2 separate regions of the Homo sapiens genome follow, and region 1 is linked to region 2. Evidence: chromatin loops called from intact Hi-C (ENCODE). Cell type or tissue: sigmoid colon. All regions are shown on one strand. Links, peaks and the distances in the headings refer to the core of each region. The heading gives the core; the rest is flanking DNA. Region 1 has its middle 100 kb from the start of LINC00621. Region 2 has its middle 12 kb from the start of LINC00621.

Region 1 (12,411 bases), core at 4,480-6,979, 94 kb before region 2:
CAGCCACAGGAAGGGTGGGGCTTCAGGCCACATTAAGGTATGTACTTTCATTTATTACTTATAGCTAAAAATCTACTTTAAGTGCTTTCAAATTACTTGAAAGAAATTTCCTTTTTACCATTCACTTAGGCAATAGAAGGAAGGAGAAAATCTTATCTCGTGGAACTATACTATATAAACACCTGAAAATGTCAAAGATTTGTTTAAAGGGTACAACTTACCCTTTAGCTGAAATAAAGTTGGGAGGACAGACTACTGCTTTCAATGACGGTGCACTAGGTAATTTAGAATCCCATCCCTCACCCTGCTGAGAAAAGTAGAAAAGCTAGGTGGGGAAAACCTCTTTGAAAGCACAGAATGCCTAAAAATATATTGAAAAATTACCTACCAAAATTTGAGACACAGAAGTTCAGAAAAGGGATCCCTGTTTCTATGGGGTTGTTTGCTGATTGCGGATTATAGAAATGTACAGATGGAAGGCTGGGTAGCATCTCCGACAAACTCCCAAGGCTGGGTGAGGGACTGAAATTGGAAGCCAGAGGTCATTAATATAATGATAGAGGATCCTGGTAAAACCTCCAGGCTTTTGAGTTGAGATGCTGAGAGCTGAAGCTTACAAATAAGAGTAACAGGGGTAACACAATCCACGCAATGACTGCATCCACACTTTACGTGACCCAGTGTCTGGTGAGGTCCTGTACCTCTAGGACCCCAGTCAGGAATCCTCTCTGGAGGAAAATAGCTCTAACCAGATATAGGACTGCATCAAACAGTATAGGTGACAAGACAGTGTACATTAGAACCCACTCAAATGATAAAGGAGCCATAAAACTTCAAGTTCTAATATAAACCAATACAGACTTCAATATAACTGTGATCATTGCAGTCAAAGATGTGAAATACAATACTGAGAGTCTCAGCAGAGAACTGTCAACTCTAAAAAGTACAATCAAGATCAGTTTTTAAGTCTGAAACATAAAATAACTGAAATTAAGAACTCAGTCTACAGTTTTAATAGCCATTTATTAATACACAGATAAGAATGGGACTATATTTGTGTATAAATATACATATATGTGTATGTGTATATTATATAATATATACACACTGTATATATATGTATGTATCTTTCTACATATAAATATAGAGAGGGAGAGATGGATGGAGAGAGAGACACAGAGAGAGAAGTACCAAAGACAGTAATTACATCTAGAATTTGTGAGAAAGTCCAAAAGGTATCCAAAAGAGGTGAAAGATAAAATTGGATGGTAGCAATATTTGAAGTTATTATGGCTGAAAATTGTATAAAACTGGAGAAAGTCAACCAATCATGGACTTAAAAAGGTCTACAGACAATAAATACAATAAATAATGATATAAATCACATGTAGGCACACGATAATAAAACCATAAAAACGAAGACAAAAATAAAATGTTAAACTCAAGAAAATATACATTTTCACTATAACAAGGTTTTAGACATACACCTGGCTTTTTTTTTTGGTAACACCTTTACTGAAATATGTTTATTTCAGTATTTACCTATTTAAAGTGTGTAATTTAATGATTTTTTAGTATATTTACACAGTTTTGCAACCATCAACACAACTTCTGAACATTTTATACCCCATATCCTTCAGCTGTCACCCCTAATCCTTCTGTCCCCAAGTCCTATGCAGCCACTCATCTACTTTCTGTCTATATCATTTCCTGTTTTGGAAATTTCATATAAGTGAAATTATATAATCTGTGGTGTTCTCCGACTGGCTTCTTTCACTTAGCAAAACGTTTTAAGTTTCATCTATATTGTATCAGAACTTCACTCCTTTGTATGGCTGAATAATATTCAATCTTGTTTATCCGTTCATCATTTGATGGGCATTTGGATTGTTTCTACATTTTGACTATTATGAATAATGCTGCTGTGAATATTTGTTTATAATTTTGGGGTGAACATATGTTTTCACGTATCTTGGGTAAATAATGAAGAAGTAAACTCACTGAGTCCATGGTAACTGTATGTTTAGCTTTTGGAGAAACTGCTCAAACGTTTTCCAAAGTTGTGGTTCAATTTTACATTGTCATCATCAGTGTATGAGGGTTCTGGCAACACTTACTGTTACCTATTTTTTTTTAATATAGTCATTCTAGTGGGTGTGAAATAAGTTGTGAAATGTCTCTTCTTAACATGATAAATGGAAGTCAGAAGTCAATGGAATAATATATTTAATAAAATAAAATAATGTCAATGTAGAATTCAATGTTTACTTCAACAATGTGCTTAAAAATTCATTTGAAAGAGAAAAAGATTTTTAAAATTGATAATCTGCACTAAGAGAAATATTAAGCATATTCTTTTCGGAGAAGGAAAATATTCCCAGATGAGAACTTAAATGTGCATGGGTGCTGGGTGCAGTGGCTCACTCCTGTAATCCCAGCACTTTGGGAGGCTGAGGTGAGCAGATGACCTGAGGTCAGGAGTTCGAGACCAGCCTGGCCAACATAGTGAAACCCCATCTCTACTAAAAATACAAAAATTAGCCAGATGTGGTGGTGCACACCTGTAGTCCCTGCTATTCCAGAGGCTGAGGCATGAGAATCACCCGAACCCAGGAGGCGGAGGTTGCAGGGAACCCAGATCACACCACTGCACTGCAGCCTGGGTGACAGAGTGAGACTCCACCTCAAACAAACAAAAAAGAAACAGGTGTGCATGGGTGGCTTTCTTTAAATGTCTTTGTCAAGGACATGCCCCTTTGTGTTCACATTCAGTTTGAATGTAGTGACATCTGGCACCTGTGATTCTCAAGTTCATCTCTGGTTGAATTTCAACAGCATAGAATGTGAAAAGAAGAGATCCTGAGGAATATCACCGTTAAGAGAGAAAAGGTGTCCAGAATGGCTACGAGAAAACTTAAGAGGACGTGACATTTTAGAAGCAGAGGAAAGAGAGCATTTCAGAAAAAAAGATAGATTACATGAATAAGTACAAAATATATATTTTTCGCTTTACATAAAGACACACTGAGTGACATTTTTGAAAACAATTTTAGATGAGTGAGGACTAAAGACAGATTGTGCGTGTGTGCGTATGTGTGTGCATGTTTGTGGTGTGTGCATGTGTGGTGTGTGTGTGCATGTGGTGCGTGTGTGTGGTGTGCATGTGTGCATGTGTGTGGTGTGCGTGTTTATGTGTGTGGTGTGTGCGTGTGTGGTGTGTGCATGTGTGTGGTGTGTGTGTAGATGTGTGTGTGCCTGTTTATGCATGTATGTGTGTGTGTGTGCGTTCATATTGGTGTGAATATTAGTGAGGCTGTTAAAGTGAAGATAGTGAGTAGCAGCATCTCCTGCATACACTGCCCTGGGAGGAAGCTTATATTCCTTCCCCCAGATTAATTTTTTTAAAAAAGAAGGAAGTGGAAAGAGAAAACCAATCAATGGCTTTGCACAATCTATATAAAGGAAACCCTGTGTAAATGTGCTAAGTATGAAAAAAAAATCTCATGTTTTAGAAGATACTGAGAATAGTAATAATATATGAGGTCACTTTTATAGGTAGGAAAAGAAGGTCTGTGGAAGAGTAACGAAATAATAAAAGAGAGAGAGAGGAAAGGCGGACACTGATGAGATGGAATGAAGGCATTGGACCTCAGGTCACCTGACAACGAACCCAAGGAAAACAGGCTGGGAACAAAAGAACCATTTTACAATCAACATCTCCTTGAATAATTTACTTAAACCATATAAATAATAGAAAAAAACTATTAAAAATGATTCTTGGTGGATTAGGAGGAAAGAAATGGGGCACTGCGTTGTAATTATATCTCTCTGCTCTTGCAACAGATGTTCAATAGGAAGCCCCAAATGCTTGTTGCTAGTTGTTATGCGTGCCTCAGAGCAGAACAGCTTGTCTGAGCTCTGGGCCCAGAATACTGCAATGTGAAAATAGGCCACAGGCATGAAATTCATTGTGATTATTGTGAACAGACACTGCTAACAGTACCCTGGGGCTTGTGGCTTAGGTAACTTTTCTATTTCCAGCGTAGGAATAAATTACTCTGTATGTCATTTTGCATAATCAAAATGCAATACCGTACGAATTGTCAATAGACATACAGCACAAAAGCGTTTTAGGATATATGAATATGTCAGGAGCATATGTTTTCCACGGATTCATGTGAAATTGCTAAGGTGAAGACGGCTAATGTTTATTAACTGGTTAGTTTTTGAAGTTTTAGAGGCAATATTGACGAGGATTCATGCAAACAAAATCAAAACCTGTTGTATACTACTATTCTGTGTTGATAACCTTCCTATTATGACATTTGTTTTAACTAAATAAAAGTACTATTTTATTTTATTTATTTATTTTTTTTGAGACGGAGTCTCGCTCTGTCGTCCAGCCTGGAGTGCAATGGCGCTATCTCGGCTCACTGCAAGCTCCGCCTCCCGGGTTCACGCCATTCTCCTGCCTCAGCCTCCCGAGTAGGTGGGACCACAGGCACCCGCCACCATACCGGGCTAATTTTTTTGTATTTTTAGTAGAGACGGGGTTTCACTGTGTTAGCCAGGATGGTCTCGATCTCCTGACCTCGTGATCCACCCGCCTCGAGCTTCCAAAGTGCTGGGATTGCGGCGTGAGGCACCGCGCGTGGCCCCAAAAGTACTATTTTAGAAAGGGAAAAAGATTGATTTGGAAAACAATGTAAGAGGAAGGTAAATTTTAAAATAATCATTCAAAGAGGAGCCCTTAATGGAAGACTATGAAAAAATTAGAATAGGGAAAATCAACAAAGTAAAAAGAATCCCTTTTGTATGTCTAAACACATCCCCAAAACATAATGTGTTTAAAACAAATATGTTCAGCGAGATCATAAATTAATAAACTATGGGAAAGATTGCTATACAACTATTATTATCAGCTTAATAAAGAACTAAATTTTGACCTGTTTAAAGGAATGTACTACCAATATGCTATTAAAATTTGTAAAAATGATCTCTTAAAGAGAATTTCTTTCATTGGATAAACTAAAAACTATAGTATAATTTTCATAGCCAGTGTTACACAGAAAGGATTTACTTCTCATACCACTTCACAGGAAAAAGTCCTAGCACTATTTGGCTTCAAAGGAATAGTCAGTATGTCTACTAGATACAGAAAAAAAGATAATTTCCATTGATTTATGAAATTACTCAGGAGATGAAACTTACTTTGTCAGCAAAACCTCGGCTTGCTATGATGATCACATTTGGAGAGTAATTTTTACCTTTGTTAAGCATACTATCATTAATTGTCTTATTTTATCATAAAATTCTATGATATTAAAATTCTCTATCACCAAACTGCTATGGTTTATCTGTTGCCTCCAAAACTCATCTGGAAATTTATTCCCCCACGTGGCAGAAGTGAAAGGTAGGGCGTTTGAAAGGTGATTGGGTCGTGAGGGCAGAGCCCTCAGAAGGGGATTAATCCATTCATGGATTTATGGGTTAATGGGTTAATGGATTAGTGGGTTGTCACAGGAGTGGGACTGGTGGCTTTATAAGAGGAAGAGAGTATACAGTGCGGTTTGTCACACTGCCACTAGATGGCAGTGATGATGAACATGGACCTCACATTTACACAAGCTCTACAACCACCTGAGCTTTTAGTTCTTTTTATTTACTATGATGCTGTTGTCACCATGGCACTGACATTAGAAATATATTTTCCTTTCAGTAAGTTAGTAGCTTTACTGAGCCCTTATTATGTACTAGACAATGAGATATGCCAGAATCACCATTTTATAGATGAGAAAATGGAAATCCAGGAAAATAAACTGAAAAGTCAAAAGTCAATAAGGCAAAAAATGAATTTAAGTTCAAAACAAAGTCTGCTTGATTCTAAACCAACTCCCTTATCTACTGAATACTTGAAATAGGATAGTGTCTGATACCTCTTAGAATTGTCACAAAGCCTTGGAACTACAGAGAAAAAATGAAAATAGTTTTTTGAATGAATTGTAATTCTATTGCTTGACTTTCTTTGGAACCAAAAACCAATATCTTTTATAGTTCTCTAGATTTTTTTAATCTTTGGGACTTACTTTTAGGGCTTGGTGAGTATATCTTTTGTAATGATTAATAGAGCCATATAAAATTCGTTAATAGACTCAAATACTTACAAGCGTAAACATTACAAATTAGCATATGAGGGGTTATACATTTTTAAGTAAAATTTTTAATGGGTATAATAAGATACCCAAAATGATCACAGGATTTATCTTCTAATATTTTAATACAAAATTTTTAATTTCTTAAAATGAGAATTATAAAAGCAAGATACAGAATCTAATTTCCTTTGGGATTAAATCTTGCAAAATAATCTAATTTTGCTTTAGGCCTCAATTATCCATTGATTAGATTTTCCCATGCTATTATTTTCCTATTGGTATTCAATTTATTAATAAAAATTGGATTGTTCTTAAATATAAAATGAACCTTGATGAGATTATATATTTATATAATGAAATAATAAAGGCACCATAAATGTGATTAATGCAATAAAATGTATTCTTTAGAGGTGTGTCCAGTGGCAACATATGCTCTTTCAGAGGCGTATCTGTTGTTTATTATATATTACCCTTTCAGATAACCTTCATGAATTATTAAATCTTTTTTTCAAATTTGTAAATTAATGCTGCAGTTCACCTAAGTCACTAAGACCGCATTTCCCAAATGCAGAAAGATAGAGGAAAAGAGAGGGTATCTTGGAAGTTTATGTTTTCATTTAATAATTTATTATAAACATAAGTCCTTCTCATTACATAGTTTTAACACATTATTTTCAATGGATTATTTAATTTTAATATCAAAATTTATAAACAAATATCAAAAAATGTTAAACACAAGTTCTGTTTGGACATGAAGTTGTCCTTCCCCACTGTATTATAAACAACGGGAATCATCCTTACTGGCTGGATAGAAATGTAACTCTTTATATGTCTCTCCAGGATATATGCTGTTTCAGGAACCATACCAATACACATACCCTAAATAGTGTATAAAAGCACTTGTCACTCTAATAGCTTAATTTTGCCCATTATCTAAATACATATGGACTGTACTTGTGTACACCTACATCTCGCCAATTTGGGAAAAAAAACTCACCAGCTACAATGAAATAACAGAGACCAGATTTCAACTTCTACCTTGAACAAGTGGAAAACTGGGCAAAATGCATAAAACAGTAGATTTCAGATGTTGGCCAACATTGCTAAGAGATGGCAAATAAACGCGGCAAGGCTTAGAAGTGCCGTGTGCTTCCTGGAGAGTTTCTGGTCTGCAGCACAGGAGGGATCCAAAGAGAGCCCAGTGAGCTCACTGACTTGGGGAAACTGAGTTCAGAACAAGGGGAGCCACAGTGGCCAGAATTTGCAGGACAAAATGCTGGAAAGGGAAAGAGGTCTGGAGATTTGTAGAGGGATCTCCTCTGGTCTTTGGTTTAGCACTGAATGAGCATGGGTGGGTGGAAACTACTGAGAGTCTGGAAAGAGCCATCAGAAAGGAGCAGCCAAACAATCCCCACAGCTCACACTGTGTGTGATAAGTGTGTGCAATTACACCATGTGTGTTATACAGTGTGTGCAATTGTGATACAGTGTGTGTGCAATCACACTGTGTGATACAGTGTGTGCAGTTACAGTGTGTGTGATACAGGGTGTAATTACACTGTGTGATATGGTGTGTGTGCAATTAGAGTGTGTGATACAGTGTGTAATCACACCGTGTGTGATGCAGCGTGTGCAATTACACAGTGTGATATGGCATGTGCAATTATACTGTGTGATTTTGTGTAATCACAGTTTGTAATGGAGTGTGTACAATTACACCGTGTGTGTGATACTGTGTGCAATTCACAGTGTGTGGAATTACACAGTGTGTGATACAATGTGTGTAATTATACTGTGTGTAATAGTGTAACAGTCAGAGTTTAAGGTTATCTCTCTTGTTCCCTGAACATTGCTGTTATCCTGTTCTTTTTTCAAGGTGCCTAGATTTCATATTGCTCAAACACATGTGCTCTACAAACAATTTGTGCAGTTGACGCAACCATCACAGGGTCTTGTTTCGACAGACATCCTCCTCAGCTTACAAAGATGACAGGATTAAGAGATTAAAGTAAAGACAGGCATAGGAAATCACAAAGGTATTGACTGGGGAAGTGATGAGTGTCCATGAAATCCTCACAATTTATGTTCAGAGATTGCAGTAAAGACAGGCATAAGAAATTATAAAAGTATTAATTTGGGGAACTAATATATGTCCATGAAATCCTCACAATTTATGTTCCTCTGCCATGGCTTCAGCTGGTCCCTCCATTCGGGGTCCCTGACTTCCCGCAACAACCAACCTAACATCAGACCTAGAGGAACTAGAAAAACAAGAGATAAACCAACCCCACAACCAGTAGAAGAAAGGAAATAACCAAAATAACAGCTGAACTGAATGTAATTGAAATGCTAAAAACAATACAAAAGATCAACAAAATCAAAAGTTTGTTTTTTTGAAAGAATAAATAAGATTGATAAACCATTAGCTAGACTACTAAAGAAAAAAGAGTGAAGGCCCAAATAAACAAATAAGAAGTGACAAAAGGGACATTACCACTGGCCCGACAAAAATACAAAAAATCCTTAGAGACTATTATGAACACTTCTATGCAGAGAAGCTAGAAAACCTGGAATAAATTGATAAATTCCTGGAATCACGACATTCTCCAAAATTGAATCAGGAAGAGATTAAATCCTTAACAGACCAATAATCAGTTCTAAAATTGAATCAGAACAAACAAACAAAAAACCCTATCACTCAGAAAAAAAACCTTGAGTCAAATGTATTCACAGGTGAATTCTACCAGACTTATAAAGAGCTGGTACCAATGCTACTGAATCTATTCAAAAACACAGAGGAGGAAGGACTCCTCCCTAATGCATTCTATGAGGCCAGCATCCCAAAACCTGGCAGAGACACAACAAAAAAAGAAAACTACAGACCAATATCCCTGATCAACATAGATGCAAAAATCCTCAACGAAAAACTAGCAACCTGGATCCAGCAGCTCATCAAAAAGCCAACCCACCATGATCAAGTAGGCTTTATTCCTGGGATGCAAAGTTGGTTCCACATATGCAAATCAACAAATGTTATTAATCACATAAACAGAACAAAACACAAAAATCACGTGGTCTTCTCAATAGATGCAGAAAAGACTTTTGATAAAATTCAACATCACTTCATGTTAAAAACCTCAACAAACTAGGCGTTGAAAAAACATACCTCAAAATAGTAACAGCCATCTCTGACAAACCCACAGCCAACATAATACTGAATGGGCAAAAGCTAGAAGCATTCTCCTTAAGAACTGGAACAAGACAAGAGGACCACTCTCACCATTCCTATTCATCATAGAAATGGAGGCACCAGACAGAGCAATCAAGAAAGAGAAAAAATGAAAGGCACACAAATAGGAAGAGAGGAAGTCAAACTACCTCTTTTCGCAGACAATATGATTTTATACCTAGAAAACCTCATAGTCTCTGCCCAAAAGCTCCCAGATCTTATACATAACTTCAGCAAAGTTTCAGTATTCAAAATCAATGTACGGAAATCAGTAGCATTTATATACAACAATGTCCAACTTGAGAACCAAATCAACAGCACAATCCCATTCACAATAGGCACAATAGCATCAAAATATCTAGGAATACAGCTAATCAGGGAGGTGAAAGATCTGTACAACGAGAATTACAAAACACTGCTGAAAGCAATCAGAAATGACACAAACAAATGGAAAAACATTCTATGTTTGTGGATAGGAAGAATTAATGTTCTGAAAATTTCTATATCGCACAAAGCAGTTTACAGATTCAATGTTACTACTATCAAATTACCAATGACATTTTTTACAGAATTAGAAAAAAGGTATTTTAAAATTTATATGGAACCAAAAAGGACCCTGAATAGCCAAAGCAGTCCTAAGCAAAAAGAACAAAGCCAGAGACATCACACTACCAAAATTTAAACTATACTACAAGTCTACAGTAATCCAAACAGCATGGTACTGGCACAAAAACTGACACATAGACCAATGGAACATGCTAAAGAACACTTATAACCATCTGATTATCAACAAAGTTGATAAAAAGAAGCAATGGGGAAAGGACTTCCTCTTCAATAAATGGTGTTGGGATAACTGGCTAACCATACGCAGAAGATTAAAACTGGACCCTGTCATTTCACCAGATGCAAAAAATCAATTTAAGATGGATTAAAGACTTAAATATAAAACCTAAAACTATAAAAACCCTAGAAGAAAGCCTAGGAAATACCAATACCTGGCAATAATTTCATGATTGATATGGTTTAGCTCTGTGTCCCCACCCAAATCTCATGTTGAATTGTAATCCTCAGTGTTGGGGGAGGGGCCTAGTGAGAGGTGATTGGATCTTGGGGGCAGATTTCCCCCTTGCTATTCTTGTGATAATGAGCAAGTTCTCATGAGATATGGCTGTTTAAAAGTGTGTAGCACCTCCTCCTTTTCTGTCTCTCCTGCCCCCATGTGAAAATGTGCTTGCTTCCCCTTTGCTTCTGCCATGATTGTAAGTTTCCTGATGCCTCCCCAGCCATGCTTCCTGTAGAGCCTTTGGAACCGTGAGCCAATTAATCTCTTTTCTTTATAAATTACCCAGTCTCAGGTAGTTCTTTATCGCAATATGAAAATGGACTAATACAATGATGAAGACACCAGAAGCAATTATGACAAAACCAAAAATTGACAAATGGGACTTAATTAAATGAACAAGCTTTTTCACAGCAAAAGAAACTATCAACAGAGCAAACGACAACCTACAGAATGGGAATAGATACAAAATAGGCATCCAATGAAGGCCTAGTATCCAGAATCTAGAAGGAACTTAAACAAAGTAGCAAACAAAAACCAACCACTTTAAAAAATAGGCAAAGGACATGAACAGACACTTCTCAAAAGAAGACATGCACACAGCCAACAAGCATGTGAAGAAATGCTCAACATTATTAATCAGTAAAGCAATAAAAATCAAAACCACAATAAGATACCATCTCACACCTGTCAGAATGGCTATTATTAAAAAGCCAAAAAACAACAGACGTTGGTGAGGTTACAGAGAAAAGGGAATGCTTATATACCACGGGTGAGTATGTAAATTAGTTCAACCACTGTGGAAAACAGCATGGAGATTCCTAAAAGAATTTAAGACAAACTGTCATTCAACCCAGAAATACCATTACTCGGTATATGCCCAAAGGAATATAAATTGTTCTACCATAAAGACACATGCACATGTATGTTCACTGCAGCACTATTCACAATAGCAAACATATGGAATTAACCTAAATGCCCATCAATGGTGGACTGGAAAAAATGTGGTACATATTCACCATAGAATATTTCACAGCTATAAAAAAGAAAGAGATCATGTCCTTTGCAGCAACATGGATGGAGCTAATTAAGTGAATCAATGCAGGAACAGAGAACAAATGCCACATGTTATCACTTACAAGTGGGAGCTAAATGTTGAGTACACTTGGGCACGAAGAAGGGAACAATGGACACTGGGGCTTACTTGAGGGTAGAGAGTGGGGGGAGAATGAGGATCAAAAAACTACCTACCAAGTACTATGCTTATTACCTGGGTGATGAAATAATCTGTATACCAATACACAATTTACCTGTGTAACAAGCCTGCACATGTACCCCCTGAATATAAAATAAAAGTTGGAAAAAAATGGCCAAAATCTGGAATACTGATGACATCAAATCCTGTTGAGGATATGGAACAAAAGGAATTCTTGTTCAGGCTGGTGGGAATGAAAAATGGTACAGCCACTTTGGAAGATGTTCTGGCAGTTCTTACAAAGCTACACATAGTCTCATAATCCAGCAGTCACACTCCTAGGCGTTTACTCAACTGATCTGAAAACTATGTCCACACTAAAACTTACATGAGAATGTTTACAGAGGCTTTATTAATAATCATCAAATATGGAAGTAACCAAGATGTCCTTCTATTGGTGAATGGAAAAACAAACTGGTATATAAATACAATGGAATATTATTCAGTGATAAAAAGAAATGAACTATTGAGACATGAAAAAAAAGATAGAGACACCTTACATGTAAATTGGTAAGTAAGAGAAGACAGTCTGAAAAATTAAAATTCAGGCAATTCAGGCAAGAGTCCTGAAAGGAAGATGCTTGGAAAATCAGGACCAGGGGCCTTTGTGGAAAAGACATGCAGTTAGAGCTATGGGAGTAGGTAGAAAGCATGGCAATCATTGTATTTGACATGGATGTGCACAACAAATTCCATATTTCAGGGCAGACATGGA
Region 2 (12,411 bases), core at 6,404-8,903:
GTGTGTGATGTCTGTGATCGTGTGTGATGTGTGTGTGAGTGTGATGAGTGTGCATGGTGTGTGTGTGATGAGCATGTGTGTGCCGTGTGTGATGAATGTGTGTATGGTGTATGTGATGAATGTGTGTGATGAGTGTGTGGTGTGCATGTGATGAGTGTGTGAACATGTGTGTAGTGTTTGATGAATGTGTGTGATGAGCATGAGTGATGAGTATATGTGTGGTGTGTGTGATGAGTTTGTATGACTGTGTGTGTGGTGTGTGATGAGCGTGTGTCTGTGATCAGTGTGTGATGAGCGTGTGTGATGAGTGTGTGTGCTGTGTGTGATATGTGTGTGATGAGCATGTGTGTGGTGCATGTGTGTGATGAGTGTGTTATGAGCATGTGATGCATGTGTGATGAGCATGTGTGTGATGAGTGTGTGTGATGAGTGCGTATGGTGTGTGTGATGAGAATGTGTGTGATGAGCATGTGTGTGGTGTATGTGTGTAATGAATGTGTGTGATGAGTATTATGAGCGTGTGGTGTGTGATGAGTGTGTGATGAGCATGTGTGTGACGAGTGTGTGTGGTGTGTGTAAAATGTGTGTGATGAGTGTGTGGTGTGTGTGATGAGCGTGTGTGATGAGTGTGTGGTTGTGTGATGAGTGTGTGTGTGATGAGTGTGTGTGTGGTGTGTGTGGGGAGCGGGGATGGGTGCAGGTGGAGGTGGGTGTGCTCACCAGCCGTGTTCTGAGGCTCGTCCTGGTCCCAGGCCCCAGTGCTGTACCTGGCACAAGAGGTGGGAAGGACCATTGCTCCCCCCAGTAGCCAGAGCGGTGTCCGGCTTTGTCTCTCCCTTCACCACTGAGTAGCCCCAGCCATGTGATGTCATCTCCCCAGGCCTCACCCGCTTTTCTGCTCCTCTCCGTGTACTGTGGGATCGGCACAGGGACTCCATCTGGCGACCCAGTGGCCCCTCTGACCATGCTTGCCTGCTGGAGAATCCTCCTCGCATCCTCCGAGCCAGGCTCCAGGGACAGCGTGGCTCACAGGGCTGGTGTGCTGAACAAGGGCTGAGCTTGGCCGAGCACTGCAGGAGCTAGGACGGGGGTAGTGGCCCTTGAGCCCTCTAGAGTGCCTGGCCCTATGCTGGAATCTGAGGGGCCACAGGCAGAGAGAGAAACTGGCCTCAGCCTCTGAGACTGAGGAGCCCTAGTTCAAGTGTGTGGGCCAGGCAGGAGAGAGCCCTGAAGTTGGAGCAGTCAAGGAAAGCTGCCTGGAGGAGGAGGCCTTGGAGTCACAGCTCAATGGCACCTGAGAAGGACGGCCAGGGCCTCCACCCGGGGCCTGCATCCCTCTCCATCAGCACACCTCGGGGGAATGGCCTCGAGCTTCCATGCCAATGACATACGGCGGGAAAGCGCTGTCCCCACAGTGGGCACGGAAAACCACTGGTCCTCACCCTGTCTCGCATAATCCCTGAAGTTTGCTTTTTGTTTGATTGATGAATTCCTTTGATGTTCAAGAAAGAAATTAATTTTACTTATTCCTCAAGTGGTCATTAGAAAAACTTTTAATGAATACAGTAAAAACCAACTAATTATTGCAATGGCATTTTACTCTAAGTAAAATTGACAGGAACCAAGATGATGGTGCCTATAATTCTCCTCAGTTTATTAAAACCCATTTATCACATTTTATCCTAGAGGAAACTGATCATACCAGTCTGTGAATTTTCAACTAATATTTCCTCACTGCATCTAATATGTAAGAAGCATTTACTGATATTAAAGTCATAATGCATTATATGGAGATGAACTTGCATTCTAATTACTGTTCTTGGTGAGGAATGGGGAAGAGAATGATTCTGTTCTGCACACTCCAGATGAAGCCAATGCATGCTTAATGTGAGGCCTCTAACTAGAGAAAATTCCCTTCTCGGTTAAGCACAGTTGATCACCTACCAACACAGGCACGACACGGTCATTTTTCCTTGTGAAATGTGTGCTGGGGGCCTTGGTGTTGGAGCCCTCCCCCTACCCTAAGGGTGATGCCCGTGCTTCAGAAACTCACCATGTCCATCCATTCCCTGGATGACCGCTGTGAACCCACACGGCCCAGGTGCCTCCAGAAGCCTGGCAGACAATTCCTAAGTATGAAAGAAAGTGTTTGTTTCTGCTTTTTGTTAAAAGTCAGAAGTCACATTCTTCCAAAAACCATACTTGAAAATTTAGCTTTTTATTATACATCTTGCTCTGAGAGTTTTTTATTGCTCCAGATCATGAAATGTCACAGGGCTCAGAGGATGGGACATCTGATTCACTTCCTAAATATGAGTTGATTCTGTTGAGTTTTGCCACCAACAGCTCCCACATGCTTGCACCCGTACCTACATGTTCATGCAGAGACCCACCCAGCTTCTGCTCACAGACACACCTCACCTCCCACACCATCTTCCCTGCTTGTGATGTTTAATTTTAGGTGTCAACTTGACTGCATTAAGGGTTGCCTAGATAGCTGATAAAACATCATTTCTGCATGTGTCTATGAGGGTGTCTCTGGAAGAGATTAACATTTGAGTCAGTAGACTGAGTACAGACCTGCCCTCCTCAAAGTGAGCAAGCATCACTTAATCCATGGAGGGCTTGAATAGAACAAAAGGCTGAGGAAGGGTGAATTCACTTTCTTCTTTAGCTGGGACATCCATCTTCTCCTGCCCTTGAACATTGGTGCTTCTGGTTCTCTAGTCTTTGCACTCAGATGGAATAACACCATTGACTTTCCTGGGTCTCTAGCTGGCAGATGGCAGACTGTGGGACTTCTTGTCCTCCGTAACTACATAACTCCTATAATAAATCTCTCTCTCTCTCTCTATATATATATATGTATATATATTTATATATATTCATATTCTATTGATTCTGTTTCTTTGTAGAACTCTAATATAGATTTTGGTACCAAGAGTGGATCTAGAGGACCAGAATTTTGAGGATGAGTTTTCTGAATTCTTCCTGGAGTTTCTGGAATTGGATCTTTAATCAGACTATATGTAAAGACACTAATGATTCTACTTCCAGTAGTAAAGAGAGCACTGATCACCCATGGCATAAACTATAGAGATATGCAAACTATCTGCATTGGATCCTCCTAATAAACCACTTATAAGAAGCAAGGAGCTACATGACTCTGTATATGATACTTTTGAACATTTTAGGAAAACTGAGGAATATAATGACATTTGTTGCTTCTAATGTCATTGCACAAAGTGGTAAAAGAAAAAGATGAGCTCAGGGATTCAAATTCCCAGCTCAAGAGCCACAAAAGTGACCTAAGAGTTTCTATGTGTGCCCCAAGAGCCTTATTTCATACAAGCACAGGGCTGAAGTTTCTGAAAATCAAACTCAGGATCTCATCCAGCAATTGGCCAAATTATTAATTCAATGCAAGTTGAGCTCCCAGTCTCCTAGGATGTCTACTCTTAAGTGGGGAAATGGATTGGGAAAGAATGGGATACTGTAAGTTGGAATGGGGACATGTGGGAAGACCCTGATGAAGCTGGGGGTATCGAGCTCCTAAATTCTGATGTATTCTTTGCCAGTGGAAGAGGTCCCCCCAACCCTCAAACAAAGTGGCCTTCACATCCCCAGTGGCAGCAGCATCCCTGCCAATACTGGTATAGCCTTTCCACCTGATTTGTGGGAGTCCCCCGCATCCTGAGTCATATCTTCCTCTGAGGTGGTGGCAAAGTGGGACAATGCTGATTCTTTTCAGGACCCAGCCTCACCACCCCACTTTGCCTCTAGACCTATAACTAGACCCAAACCCCAGAAGGCCCCTGAAGGTGAGGGACAAATTGTGACCCACAAGAAGGTATGTTGCACTCCAAAAGAACAACATGGGTTTCTAATTTATACAAGTGGAAATCCAGGGAACACAGGTGAGAATGAATATTAAGGATGTGAGATGGTAGTGGAAGGAACATAAAGTTGGATCAGGCCAAATTTATTGATATGGGCTCAGTAAGCAGATATTGTGGATTTAAAGTTGCAGCTCAGTGAGTTAGAAAGGGCGAAGTTTGGTTGGATGGCTGAACAGGGGTCAAAAGATAGTCTGCCCTGCTGTGAGCAAACTGGAAAGATCCAATCTCCCCAAGTTTAATGTAGAGGGAGCTTAAAGGGCTAGGGAGGCTGATGTGTTAGAGTGGGTTTGTCATTTCAGACCTACTCACCCACGCTGGGGGGTCTGGAAGACAGCCTTTCACTAACACCTTGAGAAAGAACTGTGTGAGGGGGCCCCAGCTTCCTTGAAGAGCTCTGCCATAACTCTTCTCTGTAGGTCAGACCTTACGGTGGGAACCACAGCCACTCAGCTGGAAACCTAAGTGCAAGGGAAGCAACTGGATCCAGCTGTCAGGGCCACAGCGAGGTGGGTGCGGGTATAGCAATGGGCAGGAGTGGCACAGCAGCAATCAGAACAGCCTGGCTCATGAGACTCATGGCTCTGGCCCGTTATCATGGGGCTCCTGGAAGGGGATTTGATTAGAAGCCGTGATCTGTATAAGCAGAAAAGTTTTAGATCAAGTGAATAAAAGTCTAAGTCGAATCTGGGCATAGCAGCACATGCCTGTGGTCCCAGTGACTCAGGAGGTTGAGGCAGGGGGATCTGTTGAGCCTGGGAATTTGAGGCTGCAGTGAGCTATGATCACATTACTGCACTCTAGCCTGGGTGATATAATGAGACCCAGTCTCTAAAACAGAAGTCAAATTCAAATCATAAAATCATTCTCTCAAAGCAGAGAGTTACAGCCCCTCAATTCTCAGACCTGAGCCAATTTACAGACTTGGAACTCGTGAATGAAGGGACAACAATGTCGCCTTGGAAAACAACCCTGGTACACTACCCGAAATGTATACTCTTAATCTTTTCCCCAGCCTCCTCCAAAGGGACCTACCTTACCTTTTCAGGGACTCAGACCTTTCAGGGACTACTGGACACTGGATCTGCACTGACATTGATTCCAGAAGATTGAAAAGGTCACTGTGGCCACCCAGGCAGAGTAGGGGCTTATGGAGCTCAATGATCAATGGAGTTTTAGCTCAGGTTCATTTTACAGTGGGTCAAGTGGGTCCCCAAACCCATCCTGTAGTTATTTCCCCATTCCAGAATGCATAATTGGAAGAGGCATACTGAGGAGCTGGTAGCATCTACACACTGGGTACCTGACCTGTGGAGTAAGGACTATTACAGTGAAGAAGACCAAGCAGAAGCCACTAGAACTGCTTTAGCCTGGGAAAATAATGCAGTAGCCCCCCTTTATCTGCAGGGGATGTGTTCTGAGACCCCAGTGGATGCCTGAAACTATGGACATATAAACCACCAAAGCCTAGCTATACTATGTTTTTTCTGATACATACATACTGATGATAAAGTTTAATTTATAAATTTGGCACAGTAGACTATCAACAATAATAAAATCAAACAATTAGAAGAATATACTGCAATAAAAGCTATGCGAATGTGATTTCTCTCTCTCAAAATATCTTGTACTGTGCAACAGGTAACTTAAAATGTGGAAAGTGAAACCAGGGATAAGGGGTGACTACTGTAAGTCAAAAACAATGCCACATTCCTGGAAGGACTGTGGAGATTCATGCCACCCTCAGGAACTTGAAAGATGTAGGGCTGGCGATTCCTACCCCATTCCCATTTGACTCTCCTATTTGGCCTGTAGGGAACACAGATAGATCTTGAAGAATGACTGAAATATCATAAGCTTAACCAGGTGGTAACTCCAATTTCAGCTGCTGTACCAGATGTCGTTTCATTGCTTGAGCAAATTAACACATCTTCTGTTACCTGGTACACAGCTATTGATCTAGCAAATACCTTTTGTCCATCCCTGTCCAGAAGGCTGACCAGAAGCAGTTTTCTTTCAGCTGGCAAGGCCAGCAATACGCATTCACTGTCCCACCTCAGGGAGTGTCCCATCAATTCTCCAGCCCTACATTATAATTTAGTCTGCAGGAATCTTGGTTGCTTTTCCCTTCCATGAGATGTCACACTGGTGCATTACATTGATGACATCATGCTGATTGGACTTAGTGAGCAAGAAGTAGCAACTATTCTACATTTATCGGTGAGACGTCTATGTGTCAGAGGGTGGTGTCAGAGGGTGTTATCTGACCCAACAAGCCATACAGTTAGGTGTGCACAGCAACACTCTGTCATCGAATGGAAGTGGTATGTATGTGATTAGGCCCAATCAGCCCCTGAATGCTCAAGTAGGTTACATGAAGCAGTGGCCCAAGTGCCCATGGTCCCCACTCCTGCCCCACCGCCTTTCTCAGCTGAGACCCTCTCTCCCAGCCTGAGCCTGTGACCTCCTGGGGAGGTCCCCATGATATCTGACAGAGGAAGAGATGACTCAGGCCTGGTTTACAGACGGCTCTGCCCCATATGCAGGCACCACCTGAAAGTGGATGCTGCAGAACTACAGCCCCTTCCTGGGACGTCCCTGAAAGACAGTGGGGAAGGGAAGTCCTCCTGGGCAGAGCTGCAGGCAGTGCACCTGGCTGTGCACTTTGCTTAGAAGGAGCAGTGGCCAGTTGTGCAGTGATGGACTATTTCGCCAGCTGTGCTCAATGTTTATGCTGGATGGTCAGAGACATGGAAAGAACGATTGGAAAAATTGGTGGTGAAGATATTTGGGGAAAAGATATGTGAATAGGCCTCGCGAATGGGCAAAAATCATGAAGATATGTCTGTCCTATGTGAATGGTCAGCAATGAATGACCACAGCAGAGGGTTTTAGTAAACAAGTGGACAGGATGACACCAGTCAGGCTCTTGCCTAAGCCACTGCCCACAAGGCTCCCTTATGGACCAAGGCTCCGGCACCCACGCACTGTCGGGGTAGGGTAGTTTGTGCAGCTGTAACAATGCATCTGAGACTCTAACCTGCGGAAACCAAGCGCGGTCTACTTCCCTCTCACGGCAGGGCAGGCGGGGCTGCTGCGCGGGTCTCAGGCCCAGGCCCGCGGGCCGCCGGCTGTGGATGCCGCCCTGGCAGCCTGGGCTCGGGGTGGCCTTGGCGGCAGGAGCTTGGCTATCCGCACACCGCGCTCCGCAGCTCGTCCTCCGTGCGGGTGGCTCAGGAGCCTGGAGGGCCGTGGTAGCCCCGAGCGATGGCTGCTGAGTCTCCGGGCTCCAGGGCGCCCAGGCGTGCGCCGTGACCCCGCCAGCTGTGCCACGGAGCCCCCTCGCTGTTGTCCGCGTTGCTCAGCCTGTAGGCCGAAGGCCCTGGACTCACTCGCCCTGGAGATGCGCCGAGTCCCCCGCAACCCCGGTGCACCTGCCGTCGGGGCAGCCGGGCTCAAGGACCCAGGCCGCAGCTCCCACCCACGCTCGCTCACTGCTCCGGCCCGAGGCGCTGCGGGACCCCAGACCCAGCGAGGAGGGCGCCGCCTCCCCCCTGCACACCCGCACCTTTGCCGCCTCGAACTCGGCCCATCCTCGGCAACGGAGCACCCCAGCGCAGCCTCGCTAACTCCACTCCTTGAGGGAGGGACAGCCGTCCCCGCCCGCCGCCCATAGCCTTGTCTCTCCCGGCTCCTCCCAACGCTCCTCTTCACGAGGACGGGACAGCCGCACAGCCCAGCCCTCCCTGTCCCACCGCCTTTCCAACCACGCCCTGCTCCTCCCCTTCCCTCCGCAGCTCCTCGGATCCCCGGGCTCCCCCGCGCGGCTGAGCGGCTTCCAAGGCCACGCCGGCCTCCTGTGGCACCCCCACCCCTACCCCCACCCCCACCCCCACCCCCGCCCGTCCTAACCACTGCCTCCCACCACCCGCCCCGCCCCGGCCCAGGCCCTTCCTGGAAGCCTGGGCCTTCCTTGACCTTTTCCTCACCCCACACTCTCTTGGGTTTCTCAGTCCCTCTCGCCAATACTTCCTGTTCACTGGCTACAAGCTCTGCGTGGGCCGGTCGTGGGCCGCTCCCCAGGACCGCCGTGGGCCTCACCCCTCTCCCGTCCCTAAGACATCGCCTGGTCTAGCGCGGTCTCTCTTCTCACCTCACCGCACCGCACCTTCCTCTTGCGCTCCAGACCACGTCTAGCTGCCTATTCTAATTTCATTTTGCTGTTCAGGCATTTGTTTAAATTATGGCAGGAGCACATGACCTCGGGCATGGGGGCGCCAAGCATGCCGGAGTATCTAGACACAAAGCAGGGCTGGCTGCATCTCCAACCCCGCCCCACCGTCTGGACTGCTTTCTTTACATGGATCTACACACTGTGTGTACATACGAAATAAAATATACAGTTTTTTTCTAGCGATGCTGCTTTTTCACAAATGGAATCATACATATTTCATGCGTCGTCTGCAACTTGCTTTTTACATATAACACCATGTCCCGGGAGCTTTCCACGTTGGCCCACTTAGCTCGATCTCATTTTCTTTGATGGCTGCAGAGGCCTCTGCCCTGTGGGGCGATGCTGCTGTGTAACAAGATCTCTGCCGGCGAAGAGTTAAGGTGCTTCTCTTTCCTTCCCCTTCTAATTCTTTTTTTTTTTTTTTTCTATTACCAAAATGACTGCAGCTAGCATGGATGCGCATGATTCCCCTGTGTTCAGGCAGGCGTCCCTATCCACAGCAGAGGCCTCAAACAGGCTTTCTCTGCTGGCTTGTGCTGGACGTTTCCATATTGTTTTCTGAGAAGGTTGTAAAAATTATTCACCACCAGCCGCGCAGCCAAATACTTTTTACACCTTTATCATCGCTAGAAAGGTTAATCCTTGTCTTTCACCCCCAATTTTATGAGTGAAAAACAATAGCTCATGATTACCCTCATCAACATCTTTGATTTTCAGTGAAATCAAGGATTCTTTAGATTTGTGTTTGTAGATCTCTAGATATCTTTCTTTAATCCACAGAATTTACGTGTTTTTGTGACTTGGAAATCTGTGTTGATTCTGTCCCCTGGCAGCCTGTTTTCCAGACGGTCCATCGTCCACCCTGCTCTTTCCGCGGGACATGCCCTTCCCAGCGTACCTCACCGCATGGAGATACATCCGTTTCTTTCTGGGATCTCTAACTTGAACCTTGTCTGCAAAACCAATTTTCTTTTTTTTTTCCCCCTCAGGAAACCATGTTTACTAAGCATGTTCTTTTCCAGGTGAATTTCAGTCAGTGTGTCAAATTCCGTGAAAGATGCAATTACAGTTTGGGATTCCACTGCACAGGGCGCATCTCGATCACTTTGGGAGACCGTTGACATCTTTACAATGTTAATTTCCTCATTCAAGAAGAGAATGTTTTTCCATTTACTCAGAAAGTTTATTTTGTGCCTGCCAATAAAGGTTTGGTTTTCCTCTCACAAGTTTTGTGTGCATTTTTGTTTCTTCCAACCTCTGCCCCCAGATATTTCACAGTTTTTCTAGCTATTGTAAATAGGACAGCTTCTTTCAAATGGTTATTTCTTGTGTATATAGAAAGACATGGATTTTTATATGTTGGCCTCATCTCTGACTATATTACTGAATTCTCTTATTCATTTTTTACTGTTTTTTTTTTCTTGGATTTGCTAGATATGATTAGCTTGTCAGCAAACAACAGCAGGTTTTGCCTCTTTGCAGTATTTATAGCTTTTATTTATTTATTTATTTTTTTGGAGACAGGCTTTTGCTCTGTCACCCAGGCTATAGTGCGGTGGCACTAATGTGGCTCACTGCAGCCTCAAACTCGGGGCTCAAGTGAACCTCCCCCTTCAGCTTCTAGTGTAGCTGGAACCACAGGTGTGCACTGCCATGCCAGGCTAATTTTCTTATTTTTTTGTAGAGAAGGCGTCTTGGTCTTGCTTTGTTGCCTAGGCTGGTCTTGATCTCCTGGACTCAAGTAAGCCTCCCACCTCAGCCTCCCAAAGTGCTGGGATTACAGGTATCAGCTACCATGCCTGGCTCTTATATCTCTTAAAAATCATCTTGAGTTGACTTGGCCTCCCATGTGGAATACAGCATGAGTGTTGATGTCCTCATCTTGTCCCAGATTGTAATGGGTGCCTCAGGTGCTTTACCAAGCATGAAGTTTTCTCTGTTCCCACCTCCAGAGGAATTCTCATCCTGCATGGAGGTAGGATTTTTAACAAGTGTTACCTTGGCTGCATGTTAATTGAGCCCATGTTTTTTTTTTAATTAAAAAAATTTTTTTTATTATACTTTAAGTTCTGGGATACATGTGCAAAATGTACAGGTTTGTTACATAGGTATACACGTGCCATGGTGGTTTGCTGCACCCATCAACCCGTCATCTACATTAGGTATTTCTCCTAATGCTATCCCTCCCCTTCCCCTCCACCCCGACAGGCCCCAGTATGTGATGTTCCCCTCCCTGTGTCCACGTATTCTCACTGTTCAGCTCCCACTTCCGAGTGAGAACATGTGGTGTTTGGTTTTCTGTTCTTGTGTTAGTTTGCTAAGAATGATAGTTTCCAGCTTCATCCATGTCCCTGCAAAGGACATGAACTCATCCTTTTATTTTATTTATTTATTTTTTTTGAGATGGAGTCTCGCTCTGTCGCCCAGGCTGGAGTGCAGTGGCATGATCTCGGTTCACTGCAAGCTCTGCCTCCTGCGTTCATGCCGTTCTCCTGTCTCAGCCTCCCAAGTAGCTGGGACTACAGGCACCCGCCATCATGCCTGGCTAATTTTTTGTATTTTTAGTAGAGATGGAGTTTCACCATGTTAGCCAGGATGGTCTGGATCTCCTGACCTCATGATCCACCAGCCTCCGCCTCCCAAAGTGCTGGGATTACAGGCGTGAGCCACCGCGCCCGGTCGAACTCATCCTTTTTTATGGCTGCATAGTATTCCATGATGTATATGTGCCACATTTTCTTTATCCAGTCTATCATTAATGGGCATTTGGGTTAGTTCCAAGGCTTTGCTATTGTGAACAGTGCCACAATAAACATACGTGTGCATGTGTCTTTATGGTAGAATGATTTAGAGTCCTTTGGGTATATACCCAGTAATGGGAGTGCTGGGTCAAATGATATTTCTGGTTCTAGATCCTTGGGAAACGCCACACTGTCTTCCACAATGGTTGAACTAATTTAGACTCCCACTAGCAGTGTAAAAGCATTCCTACTTCTCCACATCCTCTCCAGCATCTGCTGTTTCCTGACTTTTTAATGTATAATGAATCATAACAAATGAGGTTAGTAGATTTCAAATGTCTTAAGTCCTTGAATTCCTAGAATAACCTTCCTCCAGGTTCCAGCTCCTCAAGGCTGGCTCTTGCTTCCCTTAGCCGGTGTTCCCTCCTTGGAGATGGCCTGGCTCCTGTGGATGGATGGACAGAAGGACCAATGCTAGCTCCCCAGCTAGCTGTCAGCTCTCTATGGAGGAGGGCTGGTGTCCATATTTCCCACCTACAAGTTCGTACTTTTCTATCACATGCTTGCATCCTCCAACAATATTTTATGTGCCTTAAAGTTGACATAAATGGCCAAATGGTGTAAAGATTCTTGCAACTTGCTTTTTTTCACTCAAAATCAAGTTTTTGAAATTTATCCATATTGACGGACATCAATTCAGTGTGTTTCTGTTAGCTGGAGTAGAATATTCTGTTGTGCCAATGAGGCACAGATTAGTGATCCTTCCCCACTCAGGAACTTACAAACGAGTTCTGCTTTCCCACCACACCATGAGCAGCCTTGCTTGTGTCTGCTGGTGCCATGTGCAGGGGTCCTTGGGCCAGGCCACTGTAGGAAGAGCCCCTGGCTTCTGGGAATGTGTGTCATCAGCTTTCCATGCCAGCTTTTAACAATGCCTGGCACTTTATAAATGTTCAATAAGTATTAAACATTAGCGCTATCATTACCATTATTATTAGGTATTGCTGCATTGCTGTCCAAAGTGGTTATACCAGTTTATACGCCTTCCAGCAGCAGAGTTTCCATTTCCACAGATTCATGGCAACACTCTGTAGTATCAAACTTCTTAATTTTTTACACTCTAATGGGTGAAAAATGGCATCTAGTTGTTTTAATTTGTGTTTCTCAGTGTTAGCAGTGAAGTTCAGCCTCTTTTCACTATTTATTGCCCATTGTTTTCTCTTGATATTTATTGTTTCTTATCATTCGCTCATTTTTCCATTGGGTCACTTGCCTTTTTCTTACTGATTTTCAGAACTATTTATGTATCTGGATAGTGATACTTCATCGGTTATGTGGATTGCAAATATATCCTCTCAGACTGAGGCTTGTACATTTTTTTGCTTTATTGATGGTGCCTTTTTCTGAACAGAATTTTAAATTTTAATGTGTCTGATACCTCAAACTGTTCCTCCTGTTTTGTGATATTGGTATAAACTCATGTTATCTTTTATAGCTTTGCATTCTCACGTGTAGGTGCTGACCTACCTGTGATTTATTT

The links. A loop is a pair of places that touch in the nucleus more often than their neighbours do. Peaks named below come from ENCODE experiments on the same cell type or tissue, not always from the same donor. Only the 100,000 strongest peaks of a DNase experiment are listed, where the experiment ranks them.
Region 1: it touches region 2 in a loop (2.7-fold over the local background); 1 of 110 quality-filtered maps calls a loop at or near these places.

The regions. Positions count from the first base shown.
Region 1 is chr13:23,013,618-23,026,028 of GRCh38, reverse strand. No RefSeq gene overlaps it. Among named protein-coding and RNA genes, the nearest start is that of LINC00621, 100 kb to the right of the region's middle. In sigmoid colon, for the core only: a CTCF peak has its summit at 5,583 (motif pointing right); a DNase peak (open chromatin) is centred at 5,558.
Region 2 is chr13:22,921,788-22,934,198 of GRCh38, reverse strand. It overlaps LOC124903230. Among named protein-coding and RNA genes, the nearest start is that of LINC00621, 12 kb to the right of the region's middle. In sigmoid colon, for the core only: no CTCF peak of the experiment used is centred there; a DNase peak (open chromatin) is centred at 7,648; H3K4me3 peaks cover 1,948 bases; H3K27ac peaks cover 291 bases.